Linked DNA regions of Homo sapiens: region 2 is linked to region 1. Evidence: read pairs that join two places in POLR2A ChIA-PET (ENCODE). Cell type or tissue: PC-9. All regions are shown on one strand. Each heading gives the region's core, and the rest is flanking DNA. Links, peaks and the distances in the headings are about the cores only.

Region 1 (5,391 bases), core at 157-5,156:
TTGCTTGTGCTTTTGGTATCATGTAACCATTGCTGATTCCAAGGTCACAAAGATTTATACCTACGTTTTTACCTAAGAACTTAATAGTTTTACCCTTTAAATTTAGGTCTTGGATCCATTTTGAGTTAACTTTTTTTTATGGCATAGGGTAGGTATCCAGCTTCATTCTTTTACATATGGTTTAATCATCATTTGTTGGAAAGACTATTCCCTATTGGATAGTCTTGGCACTCTTGTAAAAAAAAATCACTTGATTATGTATGTATGGGTTTATTTCTATACTTGCAATTCTATTCCATTGATCCTATGCATATCCTAATGTCAGTACCACACTGTCTATTATTACTGTGGTTTTGTGTTGCATTTTGGAATTGAGAAGTGTGAGTCCTCCAATGTTGTTCTTTTTTTGAAGTTTGTTCTGGCTATTCTGGGTCCCTTGCAAAACCACTGAATTTTAGCATCAGCTTATCAATTTCTACAACAGAAAAGGGGAGTTAGGATTTTGATAGGTATTATATTGAATCTGTAAATCAATTTAGGGAGTACTGCCATCTTAACAACATTAAGTCTTTCAATCTAAGAGCATGAGGTATCTTTCTATTTATTTAGGTCTTCTTTAATTTCCTTGTGTTGTTTTGTAGTTTTCAGTGTACAAGTCTTATGCTTCTTTTATTAAATTTATTAATAAGTATTTTACCTTTTGATGCTATTATAAATGGAATTGTTTTCTTAGTTATATCTCCAAATTTTTTAAATCTGAAAGTATAGAAATACAATTAATTTTTGTTATTGAATTTCTGTTTGAAACTTTGGTGAGCTCATTTATTAGCTCTAATAGTTTGTTTTTGGTGTGGATTCCTTAGGATTTTCTTTGTTGTTGTTGTTTTTTGTTTTTGAGACGGAGTTTTGCTCCATTGCCCAGGCTGGAGTGCAGTGGCACAATCTCGGCTCACTACAACCTCCTGGGTTCAAGCGATTCTCTAGCCTCAGCCTCCTGAGTAGCTGGGACTACAGGCGCCCACCACTCCCAGCTAATTTTTGTATTTTTAGTAGACATGGGGTTTCACCATGTTGGCCAGGCTGGTCTTGAACTTCTGACCTCAAGTGATCCACCTGTTGCAGCCTCCCAAAGTGCTGGGATTACAGGTGTGATCCATTGCACCCAGCCCCCTAGGATTTTCTATATGGAAGGTTATGTCTTCTTCAAACAGAAATACTTTAAACTCTTCCTTTCTAATCTAGATGCCTTTATTTCCTTTTCTTGCCTGATTTCTCTGGCTAGTACCTCCAGTACAGTGTTGAGCAGGAGTAGCAAGATAAGACATTTTTGTCTTGTTCTTAGGTATAAAGCTTTTAATCTTTCATCATTACATATGCGGTTACCTTGGGCTTTTCATAGATGCCCCTTATTAACTCAAAGAAGTTCCCTTCTGTTTCTAGTTTGTTGAGTGGTTTTTATCATGAAATGGTGTTAGATTTTTTTAAAAGTACGTTTTCTGTGTCTTTTGAGATGATCATGTGATTTTTGTTCTTTATTTTATTAATATGGTATATTATATTGATTGTTTCTTATACGTTGACTCAACCTTGTATTCTTGGGATAAATCCCACTTGGTCATAGTATATAATCCTTTTTATATCTTGCTGGATTTTGTTCGCTAGTATTTTGTTGAGAATTTGTCCATCTATATTAGAAACAGATACTGTTTTTTACGTACGATTTTTTTTCTGGTTTTGGTATTAGAATAATACTAGCTTTATAGAAAAAATTGGAAAGTGTTCGCTCTTCTATATTTTGGAAGAGTTTGTGAAGGTATGTCGTTAATTCTTTAAACATTTTATAGAACTCACCATCTGGGCCTGCGCTTTTCTTTGTGAGAAGTTTTTTGATTACTAATTCAGTCTTTTTACTTATTTTACGTCTATTCAGATTTTCTATTTTTTCTTTAGTCAGTTTTGGCAGTTTATATCTTTCTTGGAATTTATTGGTTTCATCTAATTTGTTGTTCCTTGTATTTCCTTAGAATTTTTTTGTTTTTGTAAGATTGGTAATAATGTTTTTTTTCTTTCATTCCTGATTTTAGTACTTTGAATCCCCTTTTTTTTCCTTGGTCAGTCTAGCTAATGATTTATCAATTTTGTTGATTTTTTAAAGAACCAACTTTTGGCTAGGCACAGTGGCTCGCACCTGTAGTCCCAGCACTTTGGGAGGCTGAGGCAGGTGGATTGCTTGAGCTCAGGAGTAGCCCGAGAACCCCTTCTGAGTAGAACATATCAGTTCGATATTCCCACTTCATGGGGGTAATCCTGTTTTGTCATCCAGCTGAAAAGACAGTAGCATTCATTTCAGAGTGGTCCTTTTTTAAGGTACCGGGCCTTGTAGCTGGAGGCAGAGAGAGTGACAGTTACTGGGCTGTAGACCACATATCTATTTGTGCCAATTTGCTTGAAAAAGGACATTTGTTAGCAGGTTTCAGAACATTGGTAAGATAACACTCAGTAGGAAGATTGCTGGCGTTATGTCAGCTACCTTTCTTTCATTACCAGAAGCTACTAGGATTCATCAGAAATAACCTAATATTTGGTGAATGGCATTGGCTTAGACAGATTTGCTTCAGACCAGGAGGTAGCTGAAGATCACTGGCAGCTGGGACTTTCCTCCTTATCTCTGTGCTTCTCTTGCTGTGTAGGCTTGCTTTCTTCGCATAGAAGGCACAGGACCAGTGGCCTCTGTACCTCACAGCTTCAAGAGCAGATAGGAGGGAGCTCTTCCCTTTGCCCCGGTTGAAAAACTTCCTGGGAGATGACTCTGTCCTGCCCTGTGGGGTAGTGGGTCCTGTGATTGGTCAGCTTCCTTTATCAGAAAAGGCTGTGTCTGGTGAAAGCAGTCACACCAGCTTCCCTATAGCCCCGCATTAAAGCTGAGTGGAGAGAGGGAGGGAGAGGGCCCTGTGCTATTGTGAAAGAGGATAATTTGATGCTATTACAGCTCAGATAAGGTCTGGGAGAATGATTTGCCGGACAGGCATCTCCAACTGTGCAACTCAGCCACATTTTACATATGTAACACTGGGTAACTTACTTGATATCCCTAGTGTCATTTTCATTTTTAATATAGGAATAATTCTTACCATGCAAAGGCTTGTAAGGTTTACTGTATATAAAGTGCCTGTTACATAAGGGGCAGCAATGAGTGAGGATCTGCTGCTTCTGCTATTGTTATTATTAATGTTGCTATTATCCCTTTCTCCAAGTCCTCTTATTTAACGGTGTTATTTTTCTAAAACACACCTTTAAGAATGCTATTGCCCTCTTTGTAAACCTTTAGTAGCTCCCCATTAACTATTGAATAAAGTTAAATTTCCTTAACTACTCCATGTTTTTTTTCAGACCCTTCAGGATCTGGTCCCTGTAATCTTCTTTTCAGCCTCATTTTAAAAAATGTTTAATTTTAATTTTTTTGAAACAGTCACACTGTTTCCCAGGATGGAGTGCAGCAGTGCCATCTCTGCTCACTGCAACCTCCGCCTCCCAGGTTCAAGGGATTCTCCTACTTCAGCCTCCCAAGTAGCTGGGATTACAGGTGTGCACCACCATGCCCAGCTAATTTTTGTATTTTTAGTAGAGATAGGGTTTCACCACGTTAGCCAGGCTGGCCTTGAACTCCTGGCCTCACTCAAGTGATCTGCCCACCTCAGTCTCCCAAAGTGTTGGGATTACAAGCGTGAGCCACTGTTCCTGGCCTTCAGTCTTATCTGTAAGTTCCTGTCTGCACCCTGTGCTCTTGTCTGTACATCTACTCTCCTATGAATAGGAAAGTAAAGTTTTCTACATCTGTGCCTTCGCTGATGTTGTTTCCTTGTCTTGGAATGGCCTTTCCCCCACTACCTTCCCTTTCTTTTTATCAGATTTCTTTTTTCTTTCTTTCTTTTTTAAAGCCCCAGGTTGAAACTTGAAACCTGATCATTTCAGTTTTGCTTCCTTCCCTGATCTTTTTCCTTGACTGGGAGGAGCCTTCTGGAGTCCACAGCACTTATTTTTGCTCTATTACGATTGTTTACATGTTAGTCTTTTTTTTTTTTTTTTTTTTTTACATTTTGCAAGAATCTAAGCCAGTTGTTTTGTAGAATGTCACACATTCTGGATTTGCGTGATTATTTCCTGGTTGTATTTGTTTTAATTATTTTCAGTTATCTCTCTTAGTTTTTTCTTTTTTGTTGTTGTTGAAAAAAGGGTTTTGCTCTGTCACCCAGGCTAGAGTGCAGGGGTGTGGTCATGGCTCACTGCAGCCTTGACCTCCTTGGCTCAAGCAGTCCTCCCACCTCTCAGCCTCCTGAGAGCTGGGACTATAGGTGTGTACCACCACACCTAGCTAATATTTTGTATTTTTTGTAGAGATAGAGTTTCGCCATGTTGCCCAGGCCGACCTCAAACTCCTGGGCCCAAGTGACCCTCTTGCCTTGGACTCCCAAAGTGCTGGATTAGGAAATTAGGAAACGACTAGGATTATAATTGGCCCTCTTAATGTTGTTTAATTTGTAACCCTAATAGTTGTATTACCACTGGGACCTGTCTTGCCTTTTTTCTGTTTACTGTAATTTTATTTAAAAAATTGTGTTATAGTAGAAGAGGATCAAGGATGAATATATTCTTACCTTGTTTGGGTTAATTTTGCATTCTAACCTCATCAGGGATTTTCAAATCTAATTATTATTTTTGTGTATTTCCTTTACACTTGAAGGGAAGATAAGTATAGGGTACAGTAAAAGGGCGACTAAATGCTTAAGGAATGTTTTCATCAACTGTTTTCTTTCACTGTGTTATTAGTAAAGAACTCTTTTCAACTCTGCTTGGTATTGAGAAATTTTTTTCCTAAAATATATGATTCCTGATATTTATAGTTAGAACAAAAAGAATACTCTGTTTAGTATCTCGGTAATCACTTCTGAACATGAATTCTTACGGCTCAAGACTTTGGATGTAGGGCATCTATAGTTTCATGTGGGATAATCATCTTTAAAACATAATCATTCAATATTGGCTTGTTTTGCTGCTTTCTCACACAGGTGGAGTACAGGAAAATACCAGTTGTTCAAGTATTAAGTATTTGTTCAACTTCCATTATTTGAGATGTTACTTTGTTGTATTGCACATGACTAATTTACTCTTAGGAATATTTACTGAATGTAAACATAGCACTTTTGCATAACATAGGCTTTGCTTGGCTCAGTTTAGTAAGAGACACAGAAAGGCTAAGTTACATTTCATCAGTAAATGTTTTTTGAGCACCTGATGTGTACCAGACACTGTTCTGAGGCATAAGTCAGATACAATTCCTACCCCCTAAGGTATGTGTAGTCTTGTGGGTGAAGTAAACCAGCAATTATAACA
Region 2 (5,391 bases), core at 68-5,067, 150 kb before region 1:
ACTGTCTCACAATCTGGAAGCCAGAAGGCATTAGGGAAGGATCTGTTCCAGGCCTCTCTCCTACTCTTGGTAGTTCTTTGGCTTGTGGCAGCCTACCTCCAATCTTCCCATGCCATTCTCCCTGTATGTCTGCGTTCAAATTTCCCTTTTTATAAGGATGCCAGTCATACTGGATCTGTGCCCCACTCTACTTCATATAACCTTAGCTAATTATATCTGCATCAATGTTATATCCAAGTAAGGTCACATTCTCCAGTACTGGCAAATTTTGAAGGGACACAATTCAACTCATAACAATCAGTAACCTCAATTCTTTCTGGCAAACCTACTTTTAAACTCATTCTCCACAGCAACTATGTCAGGGCAGAAATGTAACCTTAGTGGGACCTATTAGAAAGGGGTCCACTGGACTTGTAATTATAAAGTATGCAAGCCTGAAGCTTTATAATCATCTTAGTTCTACAACAGAATAATTTGCCTTAGAATGGAGCCAAGGTACAAAAAAAGAAAAACTAAGTAGTGACATCACTGTGACCCTGACACACCAGAAGCCAGGTCTACTAATGGACCTACCATTTATATAAACTAATGTTTTCTGCTTAAGACTGTTAGAATTGATGTTTCCTGTCACATGCAAACAAAAAGGTTCTGATATGAGAATGGATAAAACTGACAAAGTGAGTTTTATTTATTTTTATTTTTATTTTTTTTTTTGCTGGCAAGTATGTAGAGTAAGAGTTTTACAGTTCTTGACTGGTTTTGGGAACCATACAGAATACCAGTCAAGAAATATAAAAGAATAACCAAAGAATATAAATCAATAGAAATCTTTGGTGTTTTAATTCTTTTTATACTATAGACCTAACATTTTAAGAAATATGCCCATACAAATTTTTCAAAAAAATCAAGTGTAATTTAAAACAAACACCATTTCCTAAATAAATCAATTTCTTAAAGTGAACTAAGAAAACATATATTTTCAGCATATTTATTACTTGTTCCATTCCTTATTTCCAAACAGCAAAGAATTTGGCAAAAAAAAAACCTCTCCTTAATTATTTAAACAATAATGACAGTAATAACTTATAAAGTGGGAGAGATGGCAAGCCCTCAGGGTTTACTGCTGCCACCCAATTGGGTGGGATGATTAATAACCCAGAAATAACAGCTTTGATTAGTGAAAGGTGACATGGACTAGTCCAAGGTAAATAAACATGCCAATATTTATACAAACAAATGAAGAACAGCTTAGGCAAGGAGAAAAATATAAGCTCTGCACAAATGAGACCAAAAAATTTTTTCAATCAGTAATCAAATGTTGCTTTTTAAAATGGCAAGTTAAACTGTAAAGTATGAATTTAAATAGCACATTTTAAAATCATATACACAGTGTTTCACAGCTTCATAACAAATAACATACATTGAATCTCATTAAGCATTTCCTATACTCCAAGTACTAGTCTAGGCACTTACACATTAAGCCCATTTAACCTGAGGCACATACTATTATACCCATTTAACAAATGAGGAAAATAAGACATTAACTGAGTAACTGACTCAAAGTTACACACCTAGTTAAGTGTTGGTAACAGGATTAAAATCCAAGAAGTCTGATTCCAGGACTTTCACTCTTAATCATTAAGTTTGTTGCCTTTATAATCAATGTTACTATTATTTTCCCCATTATCGTACTAAGCTCTTTCATATGAATTGTAACATTTGAACTTGATAACACTCAGAGAAGTATACCATATTCCCCCAATTCTAAGAAACCTTTAGTTGTAAGTGCCACCTTCCATTTAACAAAAGCATTACCAAAATGAATAGATAATTTAAAAGCATACTTTTTATTCACCTACAATTGCATACATTTATTCATCATTTTCCCCTAGTATCATAAACAAACATTAAGTCAAAGCTTTCTTCACATTCAAAATCTGAAGATTCTTCTGAATTGCTTTCGGCAATTATGCCCAGAATCAGACAGACTTGCTGCTTCATATAATTTAGGCCTCACTTCTAACACTGATCTCTTCAGTATAAAGAAATATTTTAAAATACTGCAGTTTTCTGTTACATTTCCTTTTTTCTATTTTTTTAAACTGTTAATTTTTAAAATTCACTCCATTATAGTCAGAACTTGAGTAACAGTCACTGGATAACATATCAACTTCTCATTTAGCTTTTAAAATTCTACAATGTTCTCCAAGAGTTTAACAATTACTACTATCTAATGTCTACTATGTGACATATGACAGTGGACACTTCGATTCTGAGTTCTAGAATTTTTTTCAGTGCCCTGTACCCTGAATGGTGCTTGACACATAGAAGATAATAAATATTTTATAAGTGAACAAAAATGAAAGAATGAAATGAGTAACTGAATAACAAGAAATCTTCTGCATTCTGCATACAGAAAAAAGCTATTCAATGTTACATATAGAATATTTTTTAGAAGACACTTAGGAGTTCAAATTTAAGTTAAAATTCAACTTCATGTAGTTCTACAAATGCAACTCAACTGAAGTAATCATTTGATGAATATTTCTATGTACTACCAAGTACATACATACAGAGCAATGATGACTGCCATCACAACTAACTCCTCTAACCAGTCAGCTAGCAAATTTCTTTTGTCATTCTCATCCATTTTAAGAAGCAGAAAAATAAAACAGGGTTATACTAAAATTGAGGGGAAAATCCCCTTCTCAGATGAGATAAACTTACAAGGAAAAAGATAACTTGTCCAAAGTCACAAAAAAGTTAATCATGACAAATGCAAAGAAAAAGCTCAATATGACCTAATGCCCTCGAAATGATACATGGATATGGTGACTATGATGCACATTTTATTTATAAGCATACAACAAAGGGTGAGAAATACTCATTAATCAGCCAAGCAAGGCAGCTTGAATAGGCCCACACCCAATTCACGCATCTTAGAAGTATCATGACATATAAATATTCGTTAAATCACACATATCTTTGCAACAGTCCTCTGGCAGCAGCGAAAAATATCACTTAAATCAGCCACTTAAAATTTTAGTGTGAGGTACCGTGGCTCATGCCTGTAATTCCAGCACTTTGGGAGGTCAAGGCGGGCGGATCACGAGGTCAACAGATGGAGACCGTCCTGGCCAACATGGTGAAACACCATCTCTACTAAAAATACAAAAATTCGCTGGGCATGGTGGTGCGCGCCTGTAGTCCCAGCTACTTGGGAGGCTGAGACAGGAGAATCGCTTGAACGCAGGAGGCAGAGGTTGCAGTGAGGCGAGATTGTGCCACTGCACTCCAGCCTGGCGACAGAGCAAGACCCCGTCTCAAAAAAAAAAAAAAAACTAGTGTGTATTGTGAAGTATAAAGGTGATAGATTCAAATAATGACATACAGATTCATAATTAGGAAAAAAAACTTAAACCCCCCTTTTCCAACTAGTCGATAAGATAACAATGTCACTTCTCTATATTTGGATTTTATGCTTTTATCCTCAAAAAATTCTGCCTGACCATTGATAAATTCACTTATCCAACTCATAAAAGGTACAATGGAACAAAGAGACCTAAAGAAACACCCACATACCCATATATTTCAAATGGTTCATAAATTTTCATTGATGATATGATCTTAGGTACGGTGCTCAGTGGTATCAATGTTGTATAACCATCACCAGTTGGTCCCCAATTTACAATGGTTCAACTTAACAATTTTTTAACTTTACAACAGTACAAAAGCAGTAAGCATTCAGTAGAAACCATACTTCGAGTACCCATACAACCATTGTTTTTCACTTTCAGTATTCAATAAATTATATGAGATGTTCAAAATTTTATTATAAAACATGCTTTGTATTAGATGATTTTGCCCAATTGTAGGCTAATGTAAGTGTTCTAAGCACATTTAGGGTAGGCTAGACTAAGCTATGATGTTTGGTAAGTTAGGCATGTTGAATGCATTTCTGACATATGATATTTTCCACTTACTATGGGTTTATCAGGATGCAACCCTATTGTAAGTTGAGAAGCATCTGTATTTATTTCCAGATTTTTTTCATCTTTGTACTCATTATACAAAAGCTTCTCACTCCTCTCTCCCCCAGTCACCTGGTAAATACATTTCTATTTCTGTCTTTATGAATTTGCCTGTTTTGAATACCTTATTGCCACAGTTTGAATGTTTGTGTCCCCAAAATATTCATGTTGAAACTTAATCTCCAATGCAATAGTATTAAGAGGTGGGGCCATTAAGGGGTGATAAAGTCATAAGGGCTCCTCCCTTGTGAATGCAATTTAGGTACGTATCAAAGAGTCCTCCCAGCACTTGCCTTTTTTTGCCCTTCCTTCTCTTCTGCCATGTGAGGCACAGCATTCATCCCTTTTACGCCCTTCTACCATATGAGGATGCAGCAAGAAGCATTATCTTGGAAGGACAAAGCAGTCCACATCAGACACTGAATCTGCTAGCACCTTGATCCTAGACTTCCTGGCCTCCAGAACTGGAAGAAATAAATTTCTGTTCTTTCTAAATTGCCCAGTTTTTGGTATTTTGTTATAGCAGCAAAAACAGACTAAGACACATATAAAAACAAACATAATATTTGTCCCTTTGTGTTTGGCTTATTTCATTTCAAGTCTTCAAGGTTTCTTCATGTTGTAGCATGTATGATAATTTTAATCCTTTTCTTTTATGCATGCACCACATTTTTTTTTAATTCATTTAGCTCTTCACGGACACTTGGGTTATTTCTACCTTTTAATTCTTGTGAATAATGCTGCTATAAACATTACTGTACAAGTATGTGTTTGGATCCTTGCTTTCAATTCTTCTGAGTAGACAGCTGGGAGTGGAATTGCTGAACCATTTATTTTGAATTTTTTTCAGGAACTGCCATGCTGTTTTCCATCAGCTCATTTTACATTCCCATGAGCCATGCACAAGGGTTCCAGTATCTCCAAATTCCTTCTTTTTCTTTGATAAAAGCCACCCTAATGGGTATGAAATGGCTTCTCATTGTGATTATAATTTGCATTTCCCTAATGACTAATGATGTTGAAAATTTTCTTGTGAACTTACTGGCAATTTGCATATCTTCTTTAGAGAAATCTCTATTCAAGTCCTTTTCTCATTTTTGTTCTACTTTTTTATTATGGTAAAATACACATAACATAAAATTGTACATTTTCAAGTACAGAATTCAGTGGCACTAAGTATATTCACATTATTGTGCAACTATTTCCACTATCCATTTCCACAACTTTTTCATCATCCCAAACTGGAAATCTGTACATGTTAAACACTTAACTCCCCTTCAACCCCTTGTTACCAATTATTCTACTTTCTGTCTCTATGAATTTGACTATGCTAGTTACCACATATACATGTAATCGTACA

Evidence for each region. ChIA-PET counts read pairs that join two places held together with the same protein. Peaks named below come from ENCODE experiments on the same cell type or tissue, not always from the same donor. Only the 100,000 strongest peaks of a DNase experiment are listed, where the experiment ranks them.
Region 2: POLR2A ChIA-PET joins it to region 1 with 10 read pairs; 2 of 35 experiments call an interaction of 5 or more read pairs at or near these places.

Annotation. Positions count from the first base shown.
Region 1 is chr1:51,645,667-51,651,057 of GRCh38, forward strand. The region is part of intron 1 of OSBPL9 (oxysterol binding protein like 9); the gene reads left to right. Among named protein-coding and RNA genes, the nearest start is that of OSBPL9, 31 kb to the left of the region's middle. RefSeq lists a silencer at 2,154-2,362. In PC-9, for the core only: no CTCF peak of the experiment used is centred there; DNase peaks (open chromatin) are centred at 2,885 and 3,995; H3K4me3 peaks cover 1,193 bases; H3K27ac peaks cover 4,146 bases.
Region 2 is chr1:51,494,651-51,500,041 of GRCh38, forward strand. The region is part of intron 1 of EPS15 (epidermal growth factor receptor pathway substrate 15); the gene reads right to left. Among named protein-coding and RNA genes, the nearest start is that of EPS15-AS1, 21 kb to the right of the region's middle. In PC-9, for the core only: no CTCF peak of the experiment used is centred there; no DNase peak of the experiment used is centred there.